3 separate regions of the Homo sapiens genome follow, and regions 2 and 3 are each linked to region 1. A link is a loop called in an ENCODE intact Hi-C map of the cell type or tissue named here. Cell type or tissue: OCI-LY7. All regions are shown on one strand. Links, peaks and the distances in the headings refer to the core of each region. The heading gives the core; the rest is flanking DNA.

Region 1 (7,882 bases), core at 1,716-6,715:
AGATAGATTCCACAGGATTTGGATGGAAGATGGGAAAGTTCTCTCCCTTCGCGTAGCCTGCCCGTTGAACTTTTTGACAGGTCCGTTATGCCAGCAGGTCTAAATATAGGTAGCCATCAATTTATCAATGTTTTTTCCTCCTCAATATTTATTTGTTTGGAACTCCATAGATTAGAACTCAATGATATAATTATTATAATATTAGTAGTAGCTTGAAGTCCTCCATCACGCTAGTTCCCCTTTTCTGTCTGCTGAGTTGTCAATCCCAGAGCCCCTCTAATCCTGGCAGCTTTGGTGGTGGGGGAAGTTTCAGCAGCAAGAGGAATTTGCAGCAGTAGTTACTCCGTATGTAGAAGCTGTCCAGATGTTGAATATAAGTTGGATATTACGTATATGCTTTTCATTTTACAAATGGAGACATAAGCCCTAGAGAAACTTGTCAAAATACATGCAACAGGTCCGTGTAAACCCAGATTTTTCCGATACTGAACTGGTACTTAGGACAGTTGATTTCTTGACTGATCAACCAAATCCATCTCCATCTACTTTTTTCATTTTCCCTGATCCCTTATTGCAGAGTGATTCTATGTTAGTTTTAGTATTGCTTGATGCTGCCCACGCCTGCTCTTAGGCTCCTGTTGAATATGTGCACTTATGTGTGACCTTGTTCTTGTGTTGTGCCGATCACTACCAGTTTACATCACTTGTCTATCCTCTTTGCTTTCAAAATTGTTTGGCATATTGCCTCTCAGCATTTCTTTTCATTTTAAATTTCAAAATGGCATCTTTTATATTTTTTTCCTTGATTGCCATGACCAATGTGTATTAAACAATTGGTTTATCTCTTTTTATTGATACATAATAGATGTACATGTTTTCAGGGTACAAGTGATATTTTGATACATTCACATAATGTGTAATAACCAAATCATGATAATGCTATATCCGTCACCTTAGACATTTATCTTTTCTTTATGCTGGGAATATTTGAATTATTCTCTTCTACCTATTTTGAGATATATGGTAGATTATTATTTACTATAGTCACTGTACTGATTTATTGAACACTAGATCTTATTTCTTCTAACTGTATTTTTGTATTTTTGTTTTTTTTTTGAGACAAGGTCTCGCTGTCATCTAGGCTGGAGTGCAGTGGTGTGATCTCGGCTCATTGCAACCTCTGACTCCTGGATTCAAGCAATTCTCCTGCCTCAGCCTCCCCAGTAGCTGGGATTACAGGCACGTGCCACCATGCCTGGCTAATTTTTTGTATTTTTAGTAGAGATGGGGTTTCACCGTGTTGGCCAGGCTGACTAACTGTATTTTTGTACCCATTAATCAACCTCATTTCTTCCTCCATCCGCCTACCCTTCCTGGCTTCTAGAACACCGATTTACTCTCTCTTCATGAGATCCACTATTTTTTAACTCACTAACATTTGCAGCAACATGGATGGAATTGGAGGTCATTATGTTAAGTGAAACAATTGGTTTCACTTGCATTTTTGCAAGTTTACCAGATTAAAGTAGGCTGGCCTTATAGCAGCAATACCAGGTACTGTGGAATCCAAGTACCCACCACTTAGGTTGACAGCCTTGGGCCTTCTTTCTTTGCCTGTGTAGTGGGGGCATATGCAAGCACAAGGGCAGGGTGGGGGTGTGTAGCAGAGAAAGGGAACAGGTGAGGGTTTAAAAAGTGCATTTTCAAGAAATATTTTAAGAGAAATAAAGGAAGCTGCTTAAATTTTCATGTTGCCTAGAAGACTTTGAAATTGGGTCTAGGGTAAATTTCTTCTCTCTGTATTCAGTTCATTTTGGTTCTGATATTTTAGGACCAGAACTCATATTCCTTTTTAAAAAAGAAGCACTCTGGCTGAGCGCGGTGGCTCACGCCTGTAATCCCAGGCCTTTGAGAGGCCAAGGCGGGTACATCACCAGAGGTCTGGAGTTTGAGACCAGCCTGGCCAACAAGGCGAAACCCCGTCTCTACTAAAATACAAAAATTAGTGGGGTGTGGTAGCACGCGCCTATAGTCCCAGCTACTCGGGAAGCTGAGGCACGAGAGTTGCTTGCACCTAGGAGACGGAGGTTGCAGTGAGCCAAAATCACGCCGCTGCACTCCAGCCTGGACGACAGAGCGAGACTCTGTCTCAAAAAAATAAAATAAAAAGAAGCACTCCGTGGTGTTGCATAGAGTGTTGGTATATATTACATATATGAATGAGTTAACTGGCCCTTATCAGGAAGATGGATGGGAAGTGGGTTCTGGAAACCTTATTCTATACCACATCCTTATATATAGTCCTCAGTTATTGTCCCTCTGTGTTCTAGGGCACTGTGAGGTGAATGCTATTGTACACGTTTTATAGATGAGGAAACTAAGGCTCAGGAAATGTAAGTATCTCTCAGAAGGTCACACAGGTAATCACTGAAGGAGCTGTGCTCAAACCTAAGTCCTACAACTGGCAGAGTGTGGTTGCTCCCACCTGTAATCCCAGTGCTTTGGGAGGCTGAGGCGAGAGGATTCCTTGAGGCCAGGAGTTCACAACCAGCCTAAGCAACATAGGGAGACCTTGTCTTTAAAAAAATTAAAAAATTAGCTGGGCATGGTGTTGCATGCCTGTAGTCCCAGCTACATGGGAGGCTGAGGTGGGAGAATCGCTTGAGGCGAGGAGTTTGAGGTTACAGTGAACCATGATCTTGCCTCTGCATTCCAGCCTGGGCAACAGAGTGAGAGACCCTGTCTGTAAAGAATAAAATGAAATAAAAGTAACTACACCATTTCCCCATGTTTTCAGCCATATAAGTAACATTTGTCTCTTTTATTTTTCTTTTCTCTAATTTCAGAATATTTTATGGAACATGTAGTTATTCACTAATAAATCTAGTGGCTCAAAACTAAAAGAGATTGAGTATCTGGGATATAACTATCACTATATTCACTGGGAAAAGGTTTCACAAGGGATGTCAGGTAGGGATTTGGTGGGGAGAAGAGGCTGTTCTTTGGCTTTTCATGAAAATACAGTTGCCTGTATTTCTGTACTGAGGCCTTGTCAGTGGCTTCAGAGTCACCCCAAGGCTCCAAGTCTTAGCCTTGCATTCCTCAGAAGCAAAAAGACTTTAAGTACGCTGGAGTGGGAGCTGTGACAGTGGCTTAGATGATTGGGAATTGCCTTTTCCCATCTTAAGGCCAGGAAGCAAACAGTGTAACATTTCACAGCTGACTTTTAATTTTTAATGAATGTGTTTGGCTTCTGACTTTGTTAGCAAACAAATACATCTTAACTTGTCTTATGAGTTCTAGACTCTGGAATCTAGAGCAAAGGAAAAGTGCTTTAAGAAACATGAAATATTAACTTGGTGCCATTTTAAATCTTATATAACTTAGATCTTATTGGAGTTCCTTTATGAAAACTGTAACCTAAAATGGATATACCACATGTTAAGAAACCCCATTTACATCAGTTTAGGGTTTTCATTTTGTGTTTGACGTGACACTCTCCCACATGAAACAAGTGTGCGAATCATTTTTGTGTTTATTAGATACATGGCGGACCAACTATGTAAATCCATCTAGGAATGTGAAGGGACTAAATATCTTTTTAGAAGGTAAATCGGAGCTTGTGATAGCAATAAGGTATTGGGATAAAATTTCAGGCGGAGAGCACCACCTGGTGGTAATAAGGAGAATGTGAGCCTTCTGTTGCAGTATTTGCGATAGTAAATAAGTGATATCTTTGTCAAAAAATTACATTCTTATTTGTAATAATCATGAATTCAAATTTCTAAAACTAATTTTCTGCCACACAATTCTAGCATTCCTTCATTAAAACTGCTGTCAAAACCTTCAGGCTGGCCAGGCACAATGGCTCACACCTGTAATCCCAGCACTTCGGGAGGCCAAAGTGGGAGAATTGTTTGAGGACAGGAGTTCAAGACCAGCCTGGGCAACATAGTGAGACCTAGTCTCTACAGTAAATAAAAATATTAGCCAGGCAGGGTGGCACACGCCTATAGTCCCAGCTACTCCAGAGGCTGAGGCAGGAGGATCGCTTGAGCCCAGGAAGACGAGGCTGCAGTGAGCTATGATCGTGCCACAGCACTCCCTGTCCGGGTGACAGCGAGACTGCCTCTAAAAATAAAAATTAAAAAATTAAAAACCTGCTAGCTAACCAAATAATTGTCTGTGTCCTAAAGAACTGAAGTCTTGTGCTCGTTGTCGTTCCAAGCGTAGGCCCTGTTTATCTCTGTAGAAAATCAGTGTCTTTTCACCTCTTTATTGCATCCTCTAATTTTTATATCACACTTATTTTATGTGGTAAATTTCTGCCAAGTGGGATAATGGAGAAGGAAGTATTTCTGATTTTTTAGTAAGTTTTTGGCAGGTTTCATATAAGTCATTTTTCTTTCCTGGGTAAAAATTATGAAGAGGAGTATGATAATTTTTCAGAGTGATTATTAGGATGAGTAACACTGGCAGGGGATGGGAGATTCTGTAACAGTTTTGAATTAAAATTCATATTTGAGATTTCTTTTTTGTTGCTATAAGCATCTTTATTATTTGGCAATCTTGAAACAAGATACTTCAGTAGTTGAGTAAAGTAGGAACATCAGCCTAAGGGGAAAAGATCCTATTAAGTTAATGCGAATGCATATTTTATAGGCCTGGGGTTGGGGGGAAGATAAACACAGTTTCAATTACAGGTTGAGCCATGGACAAGCATGCCATATCTATCTTTTTTCCTGGTAGGAAAACCGAATACAGGCCACCACTAAAAAGTGGTGAATACAGGCCCATCACCACTAAAACGTCTCTTGGGAGAGGACTGTTTATGTAAGGTGCTCGGCCAAATAGAATATGACATGGCTTTGCACTCCTGGGATTTTTCTTAATATAAGTAACAGTCTTATAACATCTGCGTTTCAACACTCATATTAGCAGACACTGTAAAAAAATTGTACCATGCACAAATGCCCACTTATTATATAATTCTTTTTATATTAAATGCCCAGAATTGGCAATCCATAGAGATAAAAAGTAGATTCATAGTTGCCAGGGGCTGGGAGGAAGAGCTGGGAGAAAATGGGTAGTGCCTGCTAATGGGTTTGTGATTTCTTTTGGACTAATGAAAATGTTCTGGAATTAGATAGTAGTAATCATTGCACAACTGTGTGAATATATTAAAAACCACTGTATTGTACACTTAAATTTAAACTAAAGAAAAGCTGACACATGGAGGAATGAGCAGAGTCAATAAACAGGTGGTTATGGTAAAAATTATTTCACTTATGTTCTAGCAGAAATGTCTGATAATCTAATATTGTAGTTTAGGCCTTGAATGTTGTAATTTGTACTTTATTGCCCTGTTCCTGACTTTCACAGGGCCGCGATGGGCCTCTTGGAACATTGGTGTGTTCATCTGCATTCGATGTGCTGGAATCCACAGGAATCTGGGGGTGCACATATCCAGGGTAAAGTCAGTTAACCTCGACCAGTGGACTCAAGAACAGATTCAGGTACTTAGCCCAAGAGTGAGTCAGCTGCTTCCATATATCTATGTAAAAGGAATTCCAGATGAATTTCAGTCAAACCTGGCACAAAGGTGAAGATAAAGGAAAATTTAGTTGTTAAACACTTAACATCAGATTCTTGTACCCTAACAGAAATTTTTATTCTTTCTATTTAAGATACAAGTTATTCTACCTATATTTTACCTCCTTAAAAACAGAAATAGTCTACGGTCTAGGATTCCATGGGCCCACGAAAGTATTAAGAGGGATCTTTGGGTGATTTTCTAAGACTCTTAGCATTTGCAGGTCTAAAATTTATAGTTTCAAATATTCACTTTTGGTCGGGCACGGTGGCTCATGCCTGTAATCCCAGCACTTTGTAAGGCCGAGGTGGGTGGATCTCTTGAGTCTAGGAGTTCAAGACCAGCCTGGGCAACAGAGTGAGACACCTGTCTCTACAAAATAAAGAATTAAAAAATTAGCTGGGCCTGGTGGTACGTACCTGTAATCCCAGCAGTTTGGGAAGCTGAGGTGGGAGGATTGCTTGAGCCCAGAAGTTGAAGCTGCGGTTAGTCATGATCATGCCATTGCACTCTAGCCTGAGCAATAGAGTGAGACCCTGTCTCAAAAAAATAAATAAATAAAAATTCACTTTTTAAAAAAACCTCCAAATCATAGACTTATGGGAAAATTTTATTACTAAAATGCATACATGAATCTTTTTTTTAAGACAGAGAAAATATTTTAATGGTACATAATATTAAAATGTATCCATTTTTGTAAACTCATCATTTCTGATATTTTTAGACACATACAAATGTGGAATTAGATAACATTTAAAATTTCAAAAATTTTAAATAAATTTAAACATAATTAACCTTAAAAGTATATTAAATAGGACAATGTGTATATTAGATTTATTGTTATCATCTTTAAAAAGCTGTAACAGCTGGAATGCATACATGAATCTTGCATGCTGTTAGCTTGGTGGGCTTGGAGTGAGACTCCTAAGTTAATGAGTCTGGCTGGCCTAAGAGCTGTACCTTGATATAGCTTCATTATTTTTTATTCTCTTCCTACATTGAAACGCTTTAATTTCAATTTTTTCTTTCTTGGGAGTAAAAGGGAAGCCCCCCGCCCCCCAAATCCAGTTGCTAAAGTTGGTAATGGAAATCAGAGGTTACGCTTAACCAGAAAATGGCTTTAGAAATTGCTTTAGATTGTATTTATAGATGTATTAAAGGTCTAAAAAGGTGAGTTACATTTTTCAGTTACACTTCACTCTGTTTTATGAAGGAAATTATATGCCATGGAGATAGTCGGGAATTTGGAGATTTAAAAAGCTCTTGGGATTTATCCCTCACAAGTGTTAAGGAGTCTACTTAAAAGCCTAATGGGAAACACATTTATTGGAATTGATTAATAGTATAAACTCAGAATGATAACACTGATCATTGCCTGCCAAGTAGACATTTTAATTGGTAGCTGTGTATCTAAGAGTTTCAAATGAGATCTTGATTTATTACTGAATTGAATGTATCTTGGTACACAAATATTTCAGTAAAAGGAACCTATGGAGTGGGGGAAAGACAGCTTGGGGCAAATGATTGGGAAATCCTAGTAAGGTAGAGGGAATCATGAATTGGAAATCAGAATACACAAGTTTAAATGTTGGTTCTGACACTCTCTAGGTTGGTTCTTCAATTGTACAGTAGTGGAATTGGGTGAGAAGTTTTTCAGTTCTTTCTTGATCTGACGTTCCATGTTTCTACATTCTCTTTGGTCACAGTGCATGCAAGAGATGGGAAATGGAAAGGCAAACCGACTTTATGAAGCCTATCTTCCTGAGACCTTTCGGCGACCTCAGATAGACCCGTATCTTTTCTGGAGCAACTTAGAAGGCTGAGTGGTATTTTGATGCTTGGGGAGAGTCAGACAAGACTCCAGTCCTGTAATGTGACTGGGTCATCTCTATGTGGATTAGTCAGTGTCCTTGCTTGTCCTCTGTCCTGCAATCAAGGTGCACAAAAAGCACATGTATTTGTGAATGTCGGAATTGTCATACGGTGTCACTTGAAGAAGACTCACTCTGGAATTAAGACTGCAGTGATTTCACTGTGAATTCTTCTATAAAGTTACATCTCCACTAGTTTATTTTGGATCTCTGAAACTATTGTTTGATTAAAAAGAGTAGTTCATTGTGCTCTGTTAACCCTGGCAGTCAGCAAAATTGCCATTCATTTTTATCATCTTTTTATGTCTTGGGTGAAAGAATTAACTGTTGTTTACCAGTTTGTCAATAACCAATAACTTTCTTCCACCATCTGTTCAACAGAGCATAGCACCTAGGACACAAAACCAAATCCCTTAAA
Region 2 (7,882 bases), core at 1,872-6,871, 260 kb before region 1:
CAAACTCGGTGGCTTAAAACAGCTGCAGTTCTCATGGTTCTGAAGTCCAGACATTCAAAATCAACTTCACTGGGCCCAAATCAGGAATATTAACACGGCCATGCTTCCTCTGGGCTCTAGGGGAGAATTCGTTCCTTGCCTCTCCCAGCTTCCAGCTGGCACTTGGCTTGTGGCTGCACCACTCCAGTCTCTGCCTCCTGCCTTCTCCTTTTGCGTAATCTCTCTCTGCCTCTCTCTTACAAGGATACTTGTGTTTGCATTTAAAGTCCACTTGAATAATCCAAGACAATCTCCCCATCTCAAGTTCCTTGATCATATCTCTAAAGATCCTTTTTCTGTATATGATAATATTTACAGATTCCAGAGATTAGAGCTTCAGGGGCCATTACTTAGCTTACTACATCCTCATTCTTTGAATACTTCCTTTCTTCCTGAACCAGTAAGATTTTTCACTGCCCTAGTCATGAAATCAGCCATTTCTCTAAGAACTTTTGGTTTCTTTTTAGTGAAGAATGATACTTGGAAGTCAAGATGTAGATGCTAGGTGCACTCATTGCTATGGGTGTGTCGGTCTTGCAAGTCCTTTCAGTAGGACAAGGAAACAAGATATCAACTAGGAAAAATATGTCTGGACACACACACACACAATCATACGTATGATGTACATTCCGAAGTACTGTAGTGGAGTTGGCTCATATGGACTTGCAAAAGCTGCTTGTTAAATATTCAGGAACTTTGCGGGTGGCTGTGAAACTAGTATTATTTCATGCTGGGAGTATTTACACCGTGGAAATCAGCAAATGCTACAAATTAGTGTGTTTTGAAAAACCAAAAAGCCACTATACATATCATAAACACACACATCTACTCTTCTGTCTCTCTTTGTATATCATATATAATATTCACACACACACACACCCTATAGGCTCACACCTCTGACTCTAATTACAGGGTTTGTTCTAGTCTTTCCCCTTTTCATACTTATTGTCTCCAAGAGTAAGAAACCTGGCTCTCACTATTCTCAATATATTTTCTTATTTGCTCAATCTCCTGACCACATGGGCCATCTCCTTGGCCCCATTCTTACTGACCCTGACCTTGAGCTGCAGGCTTTGCCATGACCCTGCCATTCCTGACCATGAGAACCATTTATTTGGCTCTGAACCTAGTTGTCCTGACCTTGTAAGCTACTACCTCAGCCCCAGACCTGCCAGCCCAGATCACCAGAGTCTCCTTGGCCCAGGCTCCACCAGCCCTAAACTCACTTAAACAACTCTTGGCCCCAGCCCTACACATTTTCTTGTTTGTCTATTCTTCCAATTAAAAACGCCCACTTCGTCATTGTTTTTAACTGCCTGATGTTGAGTGGTCAATTTGATTTTTTCACATGGTTGGGTTAAAGACAGGGTTGCCAGATAAAATACAGGATGACCAGTTAAGTTGAATATGGGACATACATACTTATATTTAAAAATTATTTATTGTTTATGTAACTCCAAACTTAACTGGATGCCTTGTGGTTTTATTTGCTAAATCTGGCAATGCTAGTTAGAACTACAAATAAGTGGCCAGGCGCAGTGGCTCACGCCTGTAATCCCAACACTTTAGGAGGCTGAGGTGGGCAGATCACCTGAGGTCAGGAGTTCGAGGCCAGCCTGGCCAACAAGGTGAAATCCTGTCTCCACTAAAAATACAAAAATTAGCTGGGCGTGGTGGCAGGTGCCTGTAACCCCAGCTACTCGGGAGGCTGAGGCAGGAAGAACTGCTTGAACCCGGGAGGTAGAGGTTGCAGTGAGCTGAGATTGTGCCACTGCATTCCAGCCTGGGCAACAGAGCGAGATTCTGTCTCAAAAAAAAAAAAAAAAAAAAAAGAACTACAAGTAAGCATCCTTTAATCCTTCTAATCAGTCCCTGGGTCATCTGAAATACTATACTCAAGTCTGTAACCAAAGACCTCCCTGCACACAATGGGCTCCCAGTGCTTCCTGTACCAAGACCTATTACCTCATACCTCGACAGTCCCACTTTCTGTGCAATAACTTTTCCCCACCCCTGGCCTGCTCAAACTGTTTTTGCTCCCCTCCAAACAACAATCAGAGTTGTAGACAACACAGTTTAGTATACAACTAGAGCATTTGGTTTACTAATTAGCTCTTGTATTTTTATCTTGGAATACTCATAAAAGAGATAAGGCAGCCTCATCAATCCTCCAGGAAGCTTTCCCTTGCTAGATGCCAGTAGTCTCCACACCACAGCATTCTTTTCATTTCTTTCCCATTGTTCTTACCATCTTATATTGCAAACCATCTGTTTAATAGGTTTTGTTATGGACTCATCTACAGGGTAGAATGTTAAGTGTTTGTTTGTTTGTTTGTTTGTTTAAAGGAGGAAAACTCAGAGACAGTAAAGCTACCATACACAAAGCTAACAATACACATACCATATAAAAATTCTGCTTGTATGTAAGTAGAATGCCTCTGAATGGCTGTAGAATAAACTGTTTTCAGTGGTTGCTTTCAACCAAGAGACAGGGGTGGGAGGGAGACTGATTTTTACTATTATTTGTACAGATTTTTTCAAAACCAAATACATATTTTAATTATTCAAGAATATTTAATTTTTTAAGGAGAAATTATATGTTTATGTGTGTGTCTTCCTCATAAGACAGTTAGCTGCTGTTTGAGGTCAGGAACCAGTTCTATTTCAGTTTGTATTCCAAGAGCCCAGCTCTGTGTCCAGGTCAGAGTTATAATATGGGTTCTTACGCTCTTTCTCTGTCTCTCTTATCTTTCCCCACTGATTCATTTCCATTGCTATTGCAGATAGTAGTCAAGTTAAATTAAAATGTATTAAATGGGCCGGGCGCGGTGGCTCACACCTGTAATCCCAGCACTTTGGGAGGCCGAGGTGGGTGGATCACGAGGTCAGGTGATTGAGACCATCTTGGCCAACATGGTGAAACCCCGTCTCTACTAAAAATACAAAAATTAGCCGGGCATGGTGGTGTGCCAGCTACTCAAGTGACTAACGCAGGAGAATCACTTGAACCTGGGAGGTGGAGGTTGCAGTGAGCCGAGATCATGCCACTGCACTCCAGCCTGGGCGACAGAGCGAGACTCTGCCTCAAAAAAAAAAAAAAAAGATATAGAACATTTCTTTCACCCCCAAAAGATTCCATTTGCCCCTTATCCATCAATTTCTACCTCACTTCTACCTCTGGCCACTGGCAACCACATAATAATTACTTTACCATTTATGAATGGATTTTAAATAGATTTAACTATACACATTTAATTTATTAATAGGATAATTTTATTACAAAACGAAAAAAGCAAAAGACTGCCTACAAGAAAGTGCATATTTGATCACATTTTTGCTCCATTTTTTTCCTGACTCTTTATTATTAGAGAATAAATTTAGCATGTAGTGTAAGAAAGGAAAGTGGAGAGGCTGCCTTACCTTCAACAATAATAGCAGTTGTCATTTATTGAGCAATTGTTATGTATCAGGTACCATATTAGCATGTTACATGACTCTTTTCTCATTTGATCCTCACAACAACCCTGAAAGGCAGGTACTTATTATTAAGGATGCTCCATTTTACATGTGACTCTGAAATACCCCTGACCTCAGCTATGGTTAACACAAATGGACTTCACCTTTAGCAATATTCTAAATCTCCGAGCTCTGGATAACCCACCACATGCTTAAGTAGCAACAAAGGCAGGCTTTGCAAACCAAGTCCCCTCCTTGATTCTCAGAAATCATTAAAACTCCCACTGCCACTGCTGCTCGAGGACTGCTGACCTTGTCAATGTCTGAGCTGCCTTCTCCAAGACCTCTTAACTTTTTGTCTGTGTCCCAACTCCTGCAGGGCTGATCTGGAGTCAACTCCTGCAGGGCTGATCTGGGGCCAACCCCTGCAGGGCTGATTTGGGGCCAACTCCCACAGGGCTGATCTGGAGCCAACTCCCACAGGGCTGATCTGGAGCCCTCCTCTCCCTCAGGTGCGTCTGAGTAGCTCACAAAGATCCTCAAACATTCCTAGGGTTTGGAGTCTGTTGTCCCAGAAACAGAAGTCCTCTAGGGGGCAGTGTGAATCAACTCATTGGGCCAACCTAATAAAGTACCTCCGCGCGAGTTAAAATTCTATTACACTTAAAGATGAACCCTGTGGCTCAGAGAGGTTAACGAACTTGGTCAAATCACCAGCTAGTCAGCAGCAGGACTAGGATTCAATCTCAGCCTGTCTGCCTCCAGAATGACTTCTTTTCATTCTGTTGAGCTATCTTCCTAACCATTCATTAGCTTAGAGGGAAAAGGACACAGCCAGTAAACAGCAATTAAATAATTGCAGAGCAACTATTCTGTGCCAGGCACTAATCTATGAAGTGAACAAAAGAGAAAAGATGTCACTTGGGAGAAATGGTGTTCTTTGGGGAAAGCCAGGTCTAAGTTAAAGCAGAGAAGAGATCGAGAATATAGGATTTTGTTGATGACAGACCATGAGTTCTATGCACTATAACCCATTCAATCACTTATGCATTCAGCAAATATTCATGTTTTTTACATCCTTGCACTGTGCTAGGCACTGAAAAATAGAGTGGGGAGCAAATAGACATGAATACTGCAAGTTTACAGTCTAGTGGAGGATTAAACAAATAAATTAATATTTAAATGTATAATTACATATTTTGGTAAGTGCTATGAAGGAAAAAAAGAACAGGATGCTAGAAGAGAGAAAATTAAGGGCCTTACTTTAAGAGATCAACCCTGAAGATTGAGAAGAAGCTGGACAAGTGAAGAATGTTCCAGATAGAGGGAAGAACAAGTACAGAGGCCCTGAAGTGAGAAAAAGTTTAGGGTTTGCTGAAGGTTAATGTAACTGGGGGCCTCTGCCATGACTGGATGATATGCCCCGTTAATTGTATTTAGTACACATAGAAGGGAGTTTCCAAGAAAAGGTGACAAATTGAGCAGACACAAAGGCAGGAAAATTATATGTTGGGGGGTGGGGTAGCAACATGTATGGGGTGCTAACAAGAAATTCTGGTGCTTTTAGGAATAGCAGGTGATAAGGCCAGGTGGTAGAACCTAATAGGCAGGCTGAAGATTTCGATTCTATTTGAAGCAAGAAGGGACTGAACAATCTTAAACAATGGAGTCAAATTTAGGAAGATGAATCTCGGGGAGCAAGGGGATGAACTAGAAGCAGGAATGCCTGTTGGGAAGCCCTTGCAATCATTCAAGCAAGAGCAAAGTAGGGCATGTCTAACGGTAGTGGTACGATGAAGGAACTGCCCCTCCCTTAAATCCAACAAATATAAAATCTCCCAAAGGGCAGAGGAAAGAAGGATTCTCCAGGGAGACTTTGGCAGGAGGGGAAAGTCTGAAATAGCATCTGTGAGATTTTTGGATTCCCATCTCCTTTGGGGGTTCTCTACCTTTGGGCCCCTAACCCTTCATCAAAATGGGAGCAACAAAGCCTCCCAGAAGGGAATGCTGAGCCCCTGGGAAAGGAACAAAATGTTCCCAGGGTCCCAGGGAGGTGATGGCAGCAAGTCCAGCCATGGGAAATGATAATCAAAATCAGCTTCTGAAGCACATCCTCTCCCTCACCTGGAAGCCACTCTCACTCTTCAAATGCTTCTCATTTGAAGACCTTTAGAGGACATTATTTTGTGTTATCTATATACTCTCATTCCCCAGGCATGGAGAAGTAGAAATGGGTAAGAGAAAATATGGGAGAAAGTTTCCTGAGCACAAATTAATAGGACTTAGAATCTAACCTGATTAGATTTGGGGGGTAGAGAAAGAAAGGATAAAAAATAACCGTGGGAGAAGCTAGGGTGTTGGAACAATGGTGGTTTAAGATCTTCTCATTCCCTTTACACCAATTGTACCCTCCCTAAGCAAACTTCCGGTGTTAATTTTGCTTCCCAAGCTGACTTTTCTGTAGAGATACCATTATATTTCTTAAGGTAAATTAGTAATTTGGGCTCTTGTGCCTTAATCACAACCTAGGTGAAATGATAGAATCAAGTTATTGAATTTGCAAATCAGAAATCCTAGCCTAATCAATCAGCTCCTTTGATGATCCACAGTATGGGTCTGTCCTCTTGATCATTTTGTCACTCACAGGACAAAGTCGTGAAAATAGATGGCATCCATGGTCAGTAGGTGTGGAGGGACTACAGTAAAGGAAACTAAAGTTATCCTCTGAAGCTGAACCTTATAGGAGTAATACTAGTGACACTGAGTGCTTACTGTGCATCTGGCCTCATTCTCCGCTCTTTGGATAAATCTCATTAGGACCCACAACTATGAGAATTATGAGACACATGCTGTTACAATGTCCACCTTAAGATGAGGAACCCAAGGCTCAATGAAATTAAATGATCTAAAGGCACACAACGAATAAGCAGTCGGAGCTGGGATCCAAACCTGACAAACCTGACCCTAGAGCCCTCTGGGTTTTACCCATAATGAGAAAAATTTACCTTGACCATAGTAGTTGTCCACAATGTTCCATGAATCTAAACAGATGGATCTTAAAAATGTAACCACTCTAACTCATCGTTTGTGTCTTACTCATGATGTATTGAGAGATATCTAGGTTCACTCAAGCCGGTGGTTGGGTTGGGGGGTATGGGGGGGACCTGGGAGTATCCATAGAACTGGAATATGATAAAGAAAGTTGCAATTAAATTAACTGTATTATAACTTCTGAGGGAGAAAAGAATATAAAACCCAGGACTTGTTTTTTTTCATGATGTATTTTTAGCCTCTAGGACAGTACCTGAAACATGGTAGACTTTCAGTGAATATTTGTTGAGTAAATGAATGATGCCACTCAACACTGTCCTGCAATCTTCCTGCACATATCTAGAATGCATTCTTTTTTTCTCACTCTAAAACAACTCTAACAAAGTTTTTACTGTCTCCTCAAAGGCTCAACATTGCCTTTCTCTACCACCTCAGCTTTCTCTCACAAGTCATGGAGCAAAAAGAAGCACTCAGGCAATGACTCCCAAATCTCCCACTGCCAAATCTATACACCTACTTGCATCTGTACCCATACTCTCCAGATTCCCTCCTTTTGAAATAAAAATACATATCTAATTTCTATTGCAGATCAAACTTCTTGTATTCTGGATGCCATGCCCTCTTGCCTTCTCAAGGACTTTTCTCCTGCAATCCCCCCACCCTGTTTTCTACATTAAATTTTCTCCTATTTTCCTGTATCATTTCCATACACATGCAACCATGCTCTAGAATCTCCTGTTGACATGGTTTGGCTGTGTCCCCACCCAAATCTCATCTTGAATTGTAATTCCCACGCGTTGTGGGAGGTACCTGTGGGAGGTAACTGAATCATGGGGGCAGATCTTTCCTGTGCTGCTCTCATGATAGTGAGTAAGTCTCACAGGATCTGATGGTTTTATAAAGGGGTGCTCCCCTACACAAACTCTCTGCCTGCCACCATGTAAGACACGACTTTGTTTCTTTTTGGCCTTCTGCTGTGATTGTGAGGCTTCTCCAGCCGTGTGGAAGTATGAGTCAATTAAACCTCTTTCCTTTATGAATTACCCAGTCTCGGTTATGTCTTTATTACAGGCATGAGAACATACTAATAAACTTATCTTTAAGAATTCCTTCCAAAACCTCATATCCCCTTAATAGCACAGCCCCGGTTTTATTCTCCTCTTTCTCAGAAAAACTTCTGAAGAGGGTAATTGCCCTGCTCTTTTTACTTTCATATCTCACATTAATTCTTCAATCTTCTTCAGACAGGATTCCATACCAGAGATCTACAGAAACTTCTCTAGTTGAGGTTACCAACCAATACTCATGATGTCACATCAAATGGACATTTGTGTGT
Region 3 (7,882 bases), core at 1,872-6,871, 67 kb before region 1:
TGGGATTACAGGCACCCAACACCATTCCCTGGCTAATTTTGTATTTTTAGTAGAGATGGGGTTTCACCATGTTGGCCAGGCTGGTCTCGAACTCCAGACCTCAGGTGAACCACCCGCCTTGGCCTCCGAAAGTGCTAGGATTATAGGAGTGAGCCACTGCGCCCGGTCTAAGTCTAGTTTTTATTTTGCTCCTGGTCATAGGCTATATCTCTTAACTCAGGATACAGGGTTTTCTCCTTAGGTATAGTCCTTTTGGGGTTTTGATGGACTGTCTTTTACCAAGCCCTGATAATGTGGCAGAATTTCAACTTCAAATTGTCTTCCTTGCAGTGAGCAGCAGCTAAAATCTTTGCTCATTAATTTCATCCTTCCAGCTATTGGTTTCCCCGCTGAGTGACTTGGAGTCTTATTTGTGCATGTGCGATTCAAGGCTTAGCTCAGGATTTGAGGAAGTTTATGTGCAGATTTTTGGTTATTTTCTCTGGATCTTTTGTTTCTGGGGTTTCTCCCTCAATTTTCAGTCACTGTAACAGCCTGAACTCTATCTTCTGATTTAATTGACAAATTAAGTTCTGAATTTCTGCTCGAATTCTAGCTTTCTGCGCTGTGGAAACTGAAGAATTTTCCCTGGTGGAAAATCCATATAAATGTGGATCATACCCAGTGTGGTTCCCTTATTTGAAACACGGAATCTCCTTCCAGCTTATGCCTGGTTTTCGTCACTTTACAGTGCCTTAATTCAGTTTTTATTTTTTATCATTGCCAAATATTTTTAGCAGAATTTATAGTTGTTATCTATGAGGGAGTTAGTCAGATACAATCTACTCTGCCATTACCAGAACTAGAACTCAGCCCAGTTTAAGAACTAACAAAATTTAGTGAGCACCTTCTTTGTACTAAATATGTACAACATTGGTCAAAATAGATACAGCCCCTAGCTTCACAGAGCTCACACTTAGGGTAGGGGTTCAGATAAGACAGAAGTGTGCTGACAGCTACATTAGAGGAAACTTGTGGGACTATCGGGACCTAAAGTGTAGTGATATCAGCTCTCTAAGAAACATTTTGGGCCAGGCGCGGTGGCTCACGCCTGTAATCCCAGCACTTTGGAAGGCTGAGTTGGGTGGATACCTGAGGTCAGGAGTTCAAGACCAGCCTGGCCAACATGGTGAAACCCCCGTCTCTACTAAAATTACATAAATTAGCTGGGCGTGATAGTGCACACCTGTAATCCTAGCTATTCAGGAGGCCGAGGCAGAGAATCGCTTGAACCTGGGAGGTTGCGGTGAGATGAGATTGCGCCATTGTACTCCAGCCTGAGCAACAAGAGCGAAACTCCGTCTCAAAAAACAAACAAACAAAACCACGTCTTGCTAGAGATCCTATTTGCAGCCTGTCTCAGAGATCCTTAGCTCAAATTTAAAACCTCCTTGATGAGTTTCAAGTGAAGGCTAAGTTTTAAAGGAAAAAATCTTAAGGTTTTTGTTGTTGTTTTGTGTCTTTTTTTTTTTTTTTTTTTTTTAAGAGATAAGGCCCCACTATGTTTCTCAGGCTGGTCTTGAACTCCTGGGTTCATGTGATTCTCCTGCCTTGGCCTCCCAAAATGTGAGGATTACAGGCGTGAGACAGTGTATCAGGCCCTTCTTGAGCTTTTCTTTCACTCCTCTCTTCTTCCTCTTCCTTCTTTTCTCTCTTTTCCCTTTCCTTTCTTCCTCTTTCCCTTTCTTCTTTCCAAAGTATTTACCGAACACTTTCTCTGTTATCTAGGCACTGTTCTGTTTAATATAGAAGGTGCAATTATCCTCAGCAAACTCCTGTTGATCCTTAAAGACACCACATCCAGAAAGTCTCTCCAGGATCAACAAGCTGGATTAACACAGAGAACATGAGTGAAAACTATTTTTATTTTTTTATCCTACAAATATTTGTTGAGGACGTTATGTGTCAGGCCTGTAGTGTGAGAAGATAATTAAATGATGTCATCATGAAGGCAGCAGCTAAGAACTACCATTTATTATTATTATTATTATTATTATTATTATTATTATTATTTTCATTATTTGGAACCAAATCTCACTCTGTTGCCCAGGCTGGAGGGCAATGGCACGATCTCAGCTCACTGCAACCTCGGTCTCCTGGGTTCAAGCGATTCTCTGCCTTAGCTTCCCAAGTAGCTGGGACTACAGGCCTGCACCACTACGCCTGGATAATTTTTGTATTTTTAGTAGAGATGGGGTTTCACCATGTTGGCCAGGCTGGTCTTGAACTCCTGATCTCAGGTGATCCACCCGCCTCGGCCTCCCAAAGTGTTGGGATTAGAAGCGTGAGCCACTGCGCCCGGCCGAGAACTACCACTTATTATTAATGGTGATCATTAATTTTTTTTTTTTGAGACGGTGTCTTGCTTTTGTTGCCCAGGCTGGAGTGCAATGGCACGATCTCGGCTCACTGCAACCTCTGCCTCCCGGGTTCAAGCGATTCTCCTGCCTCAGCCTCCCGAGTATCTGGGACTACAGCTGTGTGCCACCAAGCCCAGCTAATTTTTTGTATTTTTAGTAGTGATGGAGTTTCATCCTGTTAGCCAGGATGATCTGGATCCTCTGACCTCGTGATCTGCCTGCCTCGGCCTCCCAAAGTGCTGGGATTACAAGTGTGAACCTCACCCAGCCTATCTTCAGAACTTCTATCAGATTATTTTGAAGGTGTGTGAACATATTTTTATTTGTTTGTTAAACCTTGAAGGTGGATTGGATTTGAGAAATAGCTACTAGTTGTTCAAGACCAAGTTGGGTGAAAGATAATGGGTCAGAAATTATAATCTGGTAGTCCTCAATTTTCTTTGATTTGCTTATAATGTTTTTTGAGATGGAGTCTCACTCTGTTGCCCAGGCTGGAGTGCAGTGGTGTGATCTCGGCTCACTGCAACCTCTGCCTCCTGGGTTCAAGCAATTCTCCTGCCACAGCCTCCAGAGTAGCTGGAATTACAGGCACCCGCCACCATGCCTGGCTAATTTTTTTGTATTTTTCATAGAGACAGGGTTTCACCATGTTGGCCAGGCTGGTCTCGAACTCCTGAACTCAGGTGATCCTCCCGCCTCAGCCTCCCAAAGTTTTGGGATTACAGGCGTGAGCCACCACGCCCAGCAGTGACTGTTAATTTTGTGTACTGATTTTACGTGTCATCTTGACTGGACTAAGGGATATTAGCTGGTAGAACATTATTTCTGGGTGTGCCTTTGAGGGTGTTTCTGGAAGAGTTAACGTTTGAATCAGTAGACTGAGAGCAAAGAAGATCCACCTTCATCTATGTGAGTGGGCAGCATCCAGTCCATTGAGGGCTTGAATAAAAAGGCAGAGGAAGGGTGAATTCTCTCTGTCCTTGAGCTGGGACATCTATTTTCTCCTCCCCTTGGACATCGGAGCTCCTGGTTCTTGAACCGGTTTCCCTCCCCAACCCCACTCTCAGGCCTTCCACTGGGGACTAAATTACGCTACCGGCTTTCCTGGTTCTCAGCTTGCAGACAGTTTATCATTGGACTTCTTGGCCTTTGTAATCGCATGAGCCAACGCCCGTAATAAATTTCCTCTTACGTTATCTATATATATCCTATTGGTTCTGTTTCTCTGGAGAATCCTGACAAATACAACAATAATGCTTATCATTTAAATATTTATATTATCATAATTATTGTGTTTATAACAATATTTATTAAGCACTTGCTATATGACAGATATTGTATCAGTGTGGTACATGCATTTTGTCTTTAACTCCTCACAACCGCTCAACGAGGTAGGTCCCTTGATTATCCTCATTTTATTTATTTATTTATTTTTAATAGAGAAGAGGTCTCACTATGTTGTCCAGGCTGGTCTTGAACTCCTGGGCTCAAGCGATCCTCCCACCTTGGCCTCCCAAAGTGCTGGGATTACAGGCGTGAGCCACTGTGCTGGGCCTATCCTCATTTTATTTACAAGAAGACTGAAGCTTAGAGGTGTGAAGTGATTTCCCCAAGGACACACACCTGTTTTCCCACAGTTTCTAGCTCTGGATAGGTCTCAGTAACATACATTTTCCCCACTTTCCACTACAGCCACAGCATAGGGTTGTGCATTTTAGGATCTGCACAAAAAGGGAGGACAGAGGAGTGGGGCTGAGACCCAGCCTGGAGATGTTTGCCGCAATATTTTATTTTGCTGGTTCTAGCTTTCTTAGAGAACTCTTAGGATCTTCTGTTTGACTTGAGCCCTGGGCTGCTCCAGTTTACACTCCTCAGATCTCTAAATTTATTTATTTATTTATTTATTTTTTGAGACCAGCTCTGACTGTTGCCCAGGCTGGGGTGCAGTGGCGCCATCTCGACTCAGTGCAACCTCTGCCTCGTGGGTTCAAACCTCAGCTCCTGCCTCAGCCTCCTGAGCAGCTGGGATTATAGATGTGCACCACCACGCCCGGCTAATTTTTGTATTTTTAGTAGAGACGGGGTTTCACCCTGTTGGCCAGGCTGATCTCGAACTCCAGGCCTCATGTGATCCACCTGCCTCTGCCTCCCAAAGTGTTGGGATTACCGGCGTGAGCCACGACGCCCGGCCAAATCTCTAATTTCTAACCTTCCAATCTTCCAGTCGTTTCTTCCCACCTCCGATAGGAAGGAGAGGTGGGCTGCAGGGCAGGAAGAAAAGGCCCAGCTCCCTTCCCCACCAGTTGCTCCTTTAGACCGACTCCAGGTGAGCAGTAAATCAGGCTGGCTGGTGCTCTGGCGGCACCTAGTGGTCCTCTGCGGCAGCACACCATGATGACAGCTTGACAAGACGAATTAAAAGCCCCTTTCTCCAGGAGCTGCTAGCGAGATGAAACGGGCATAGAGGCAGATAAAGCACTGTGGGAACCCAGCGAGGGAGCAGTCGTGGTTTCTGGGGAGTTAGAACTTAGAATTTGGATTCAGCTAGACTTGGATCCTGGTTCTACCACATACTGACTGTGACCTTGGGCAAGTCATTTCATCTCTTTAAGCCTCAGTTTCCTCATTTGTGAGATGGGGAGAATAGTGTCTCTTGATGACCATGAAGTACTTAGCACAGTGCCCAGAACGCTTTGGATATTTGTTTTCGGCAGAAGGGAACTTCGTTTTGTTTGTTTGAGATGTAGTTTCGCTCTTTCGCCCAGGCTGGAGTGCAGTGTCGCAATGTCTGCTCACTGCAACCTCTGCCTTCCGGTTTCAAGCGATTCTTCTGCCTCAGCCTCCCAAGTAGCTGGGAATACAGGCGCCCGCCACCACACCCGGTTAATTGGCAGAAGGAACTTTGTAAGAAAGGCAGGGAGTGGGATGAATGTTCAGAAAACAGAGTAGGTGACAGATGATCCCCCTTCCCTGCTAGAGAAGAGCAAACACAGCTGGTCAGTCCCGTGGAGCAAGTTGGGGCAGGGGCTGAGTCTCTTAATTACAGCACAGTGAGACGACCTAGAACCCCTTCCTGGAAACAGCTGCCCATTCTGGGCTGAGCCAGAGTGCTAAACAGGTTTGCTCACCTGGCCTCTGGCTGCCCTCTTATGCCTGGCAGAAAATACCAACCATCAGCTTCCCACAGGTGCTTCTCTCTCCAGCTAGAACAGAGCAACTCCAAACTCCTCAGAATTGCCAATCCTGACCCTGGTTTCATCTGACCTCCCACTTGTTCCATCTGATTCCTTCCCAGTGCTGGTCCAACACTGATAAGCTTTAGTGTCCGCTTACATGAACTACACTCTCCTGGCTTTCCTCCTACCTCTCCAGCTGTTCTTTCTCAGGCCCCTTGCAGATTTCTTTTCTCTGCACACCCTTACTTAGCACTCTACAAGGTCCTGTCCTATCTTCTTATTCTTTATACTCTTCCTGGGCCATCTTATCCATCGGGTTGACTTTAACTGCTGCCTATATGTTTTCCTGAGTCTCAGACCTGCTTATCCAACTGCTTCTCAGATGTTCCACAGGCACCACCAAACTGACATGTCCCAAATGAAATTATCTTCTTGCCCACAAACCTGTTCCTCTTCCTGTGTGGCCTACACAGCCAGTGGTCCCACCCTCTGCCCTATTGCATAAGCCAAAACTATGGATGTCATCCTGGAGAAGAGACTTCCCTCTCTCCTCCCCGAGAAATATTATCGCCTTGTCCCAGTGACTATACCTCATAGGTGTTTAATCCATCCACCTCTCTCCATCCCCACTGCACCTACCTTATTCAGCATACCATCCTCTTTTGCTTGGGGGTATTGCAACTGCCTCTTATTTTAACTCCTTGCTTCCAGTTTTGCTCCATTGTTTTTCCTCTGTGTTCCTTTCTGGAGGCTCAAGGAGATAACTCATTGCCCAGCCTTTCCCACCTTCTAGAGGCTTCCCACATTTCTTGGTTTCCCCTTCCTCCATCTTCAAAACCAACAAAGTTACATCTTACTGACCATACTATAGTAAAATCTCCCTGTGCTTCTCTCTTCTGTCTTCCCCTTCCACTTTTTTTTTTTTTTTTGATGGAGTTTCACTCTTGTTGCCCAGGCTGAAGTACAATGGTGTGATCTCGCCTCACTGCAACCTCCGCCTCCCAGGTTCAAGTGATTCCCCTGCCTCAGCCTCCTGAGTAGCTGGGATTACAGGTGCTTGCCACCACGTCTGGATAATTTTGTATTTTTAGTAGAGACGGGGTTTCACCGTGTTGGCCAAGCTGGTCTTGAACTCCTGACCTCAAGTGATCTGCCTGCGTCAGCCTCCCAAAGTGCTGGGACTACAGGCATGAGCCACCACGCCCGGCCCCCTTTCCACTTTTAAGGACCTTGTGATTATATTGGGCCTATTAGGTAATGTAGGATAATCTCCCTGTCTCATAATCCTTAATTTAATCAATTCTTCAAAGTCCCTTTTTGCCATGTAATGTAACAGATTCACAGGTTCTGGAGGCATCTTTGGTAGATCATTATTCTGCCTACCACAGACCATTCTCTGGCCCCAGTATTCATACCTGTCTCACGAACAAAATGCATTCACCTTATTCCAAGGTCCCTAAAAATCTCAGCCCATTAAAGTATCAACTCAAAGTTCAAAGTCTCATTTAAATCTCATTAGCTCAAGAGTTTCAGATTTATCATGGATATTATCTAAATTAGGTTTTGGATGAGACTCAGCATAATCTATCCTGGGGCAAAGTTTCTCTCCACCTGTGGACGTGTGAAACTAGAAAATAAGCTTCTGCTTCCAAAATACGATACTGGGTCTAGCATAGGATAACACTAATAGACATTCCCATGTAAAAAGAGAGAAAGGAAGAAATAGAGGAGTCACTAGTCCCAAGCAATTTCAAAATTAAGTTAGACAAACTCCATTAGGTTTCAAAGCCTGGAAATAATACTTTGCAGCTCAAAGCTCTGCCCTCTGGGATCACAGCTCTGTCCTCTTAGTCATTCTTCCTTTTTCATGAAAGGTTCAGCACATGGCTGCAGCTGGGTGGTTTTATCAACTTGTTTCCTGCCTGTAGAATTTGGGGGATCTTATAGCCTTCTTTCATTTCATACCCTCTCTATCCTGTACAGTCCAAGCTCAAGTGTTTCTGCTGGTATAAAATTCTCAAGAACCCCGTGGATCTCTCATGTATGTCACTCCATTAGACAAAATGCTCCTTTGCAGATCTTCGCTTGATAAGCCCGTTTCTATTTCTGTCTTCTGTTGAGGTAGCTGAGGGGATATATGAGTCTCACACTTAATCTCTTCAAAAAACCTCTTATGTGACAGAATACTCTGAACTTTTTTTTTTTTTTGACAGTGTCTTGCTCTATTGCCCAGGCTGGAATTCAGTGGTGCAACCACAGTTCACTGCAGCCTTGACTCTCCAGGCTCAAACAATCCTCCCACCTCAG

The links. A loop is a pair of places that touch in the nucleus more often than their neighbours do. Peaks named below come from ENCODE experiments on the same cell type or tissue, not always from the same donor. Only the 100,000 strongest peaks of a DNase experiment are listed, where the experiment ranks them.
Region 2: a loop joins it to region 1, with 7 times the contacts of the local background. A loop is called at or near these places in 93 of 110 quality-filtered maps.
Region 3: it touches region 1 in a loop (7-fold over the local background); 73 of 110 quality-filtered maps call a loop at or near these places.

Annotation. Positions count from the first base shown.
Region 1 is chr1:40,401,354-40,409,235 of GRCh38, forward strand. SMAP2 (small ArfGAP2) reads left to right here. Exons shown (of 10, transcript NM_022733.3): 2 at 5,383-5,516; 3 at 7,300-7,385. Among named protein-coding and RNA genes, the nearest start is that of SMAP2, 32 kb to the left of the region's middle. In OCI-LY7, for the core only: CTCF peaks have their summits at 3,680 (motif pointing left) and 3,888; a DNase peak (open chromatin) is centred at 3,658; H3K27ac peaks cover 1,199 bases.
Region 2 is chr1:40,140,100-40,147,981 of GRCh38, forward strand. It overlaps LOC105378671 (a long non-coding RNA gene), which reads right to left. Exons shown (of 3, transcript XR_947232.3): 3 at 7,602-7,882. Among named protein-coding and RNA genes, the nearest start is that of RLF, 17 kb to the right of the region's middle. RefSeq lists an enhancer at 3,879-3,978. In OCI-LY7, for the core only: CTCF peaks have their summits at 4,080 (motif pointing right) and 4,281; a DNase peak (open chromatin) is centred at 4,112.
Region 3 is chr1:40,334,124-40,342,005 of GRCh38, forward strand. No RefSeq gene overlaps it. Among named protein-coding and RNA genes, the nearest start is that of COL9A2, 21 kb to the left of the region's middle. In OCI-LY7, for the core only: a CTCF peak has its summit at 4,777 (motif pointing left); a DNase peak (open chromatin) is centred at 4,778.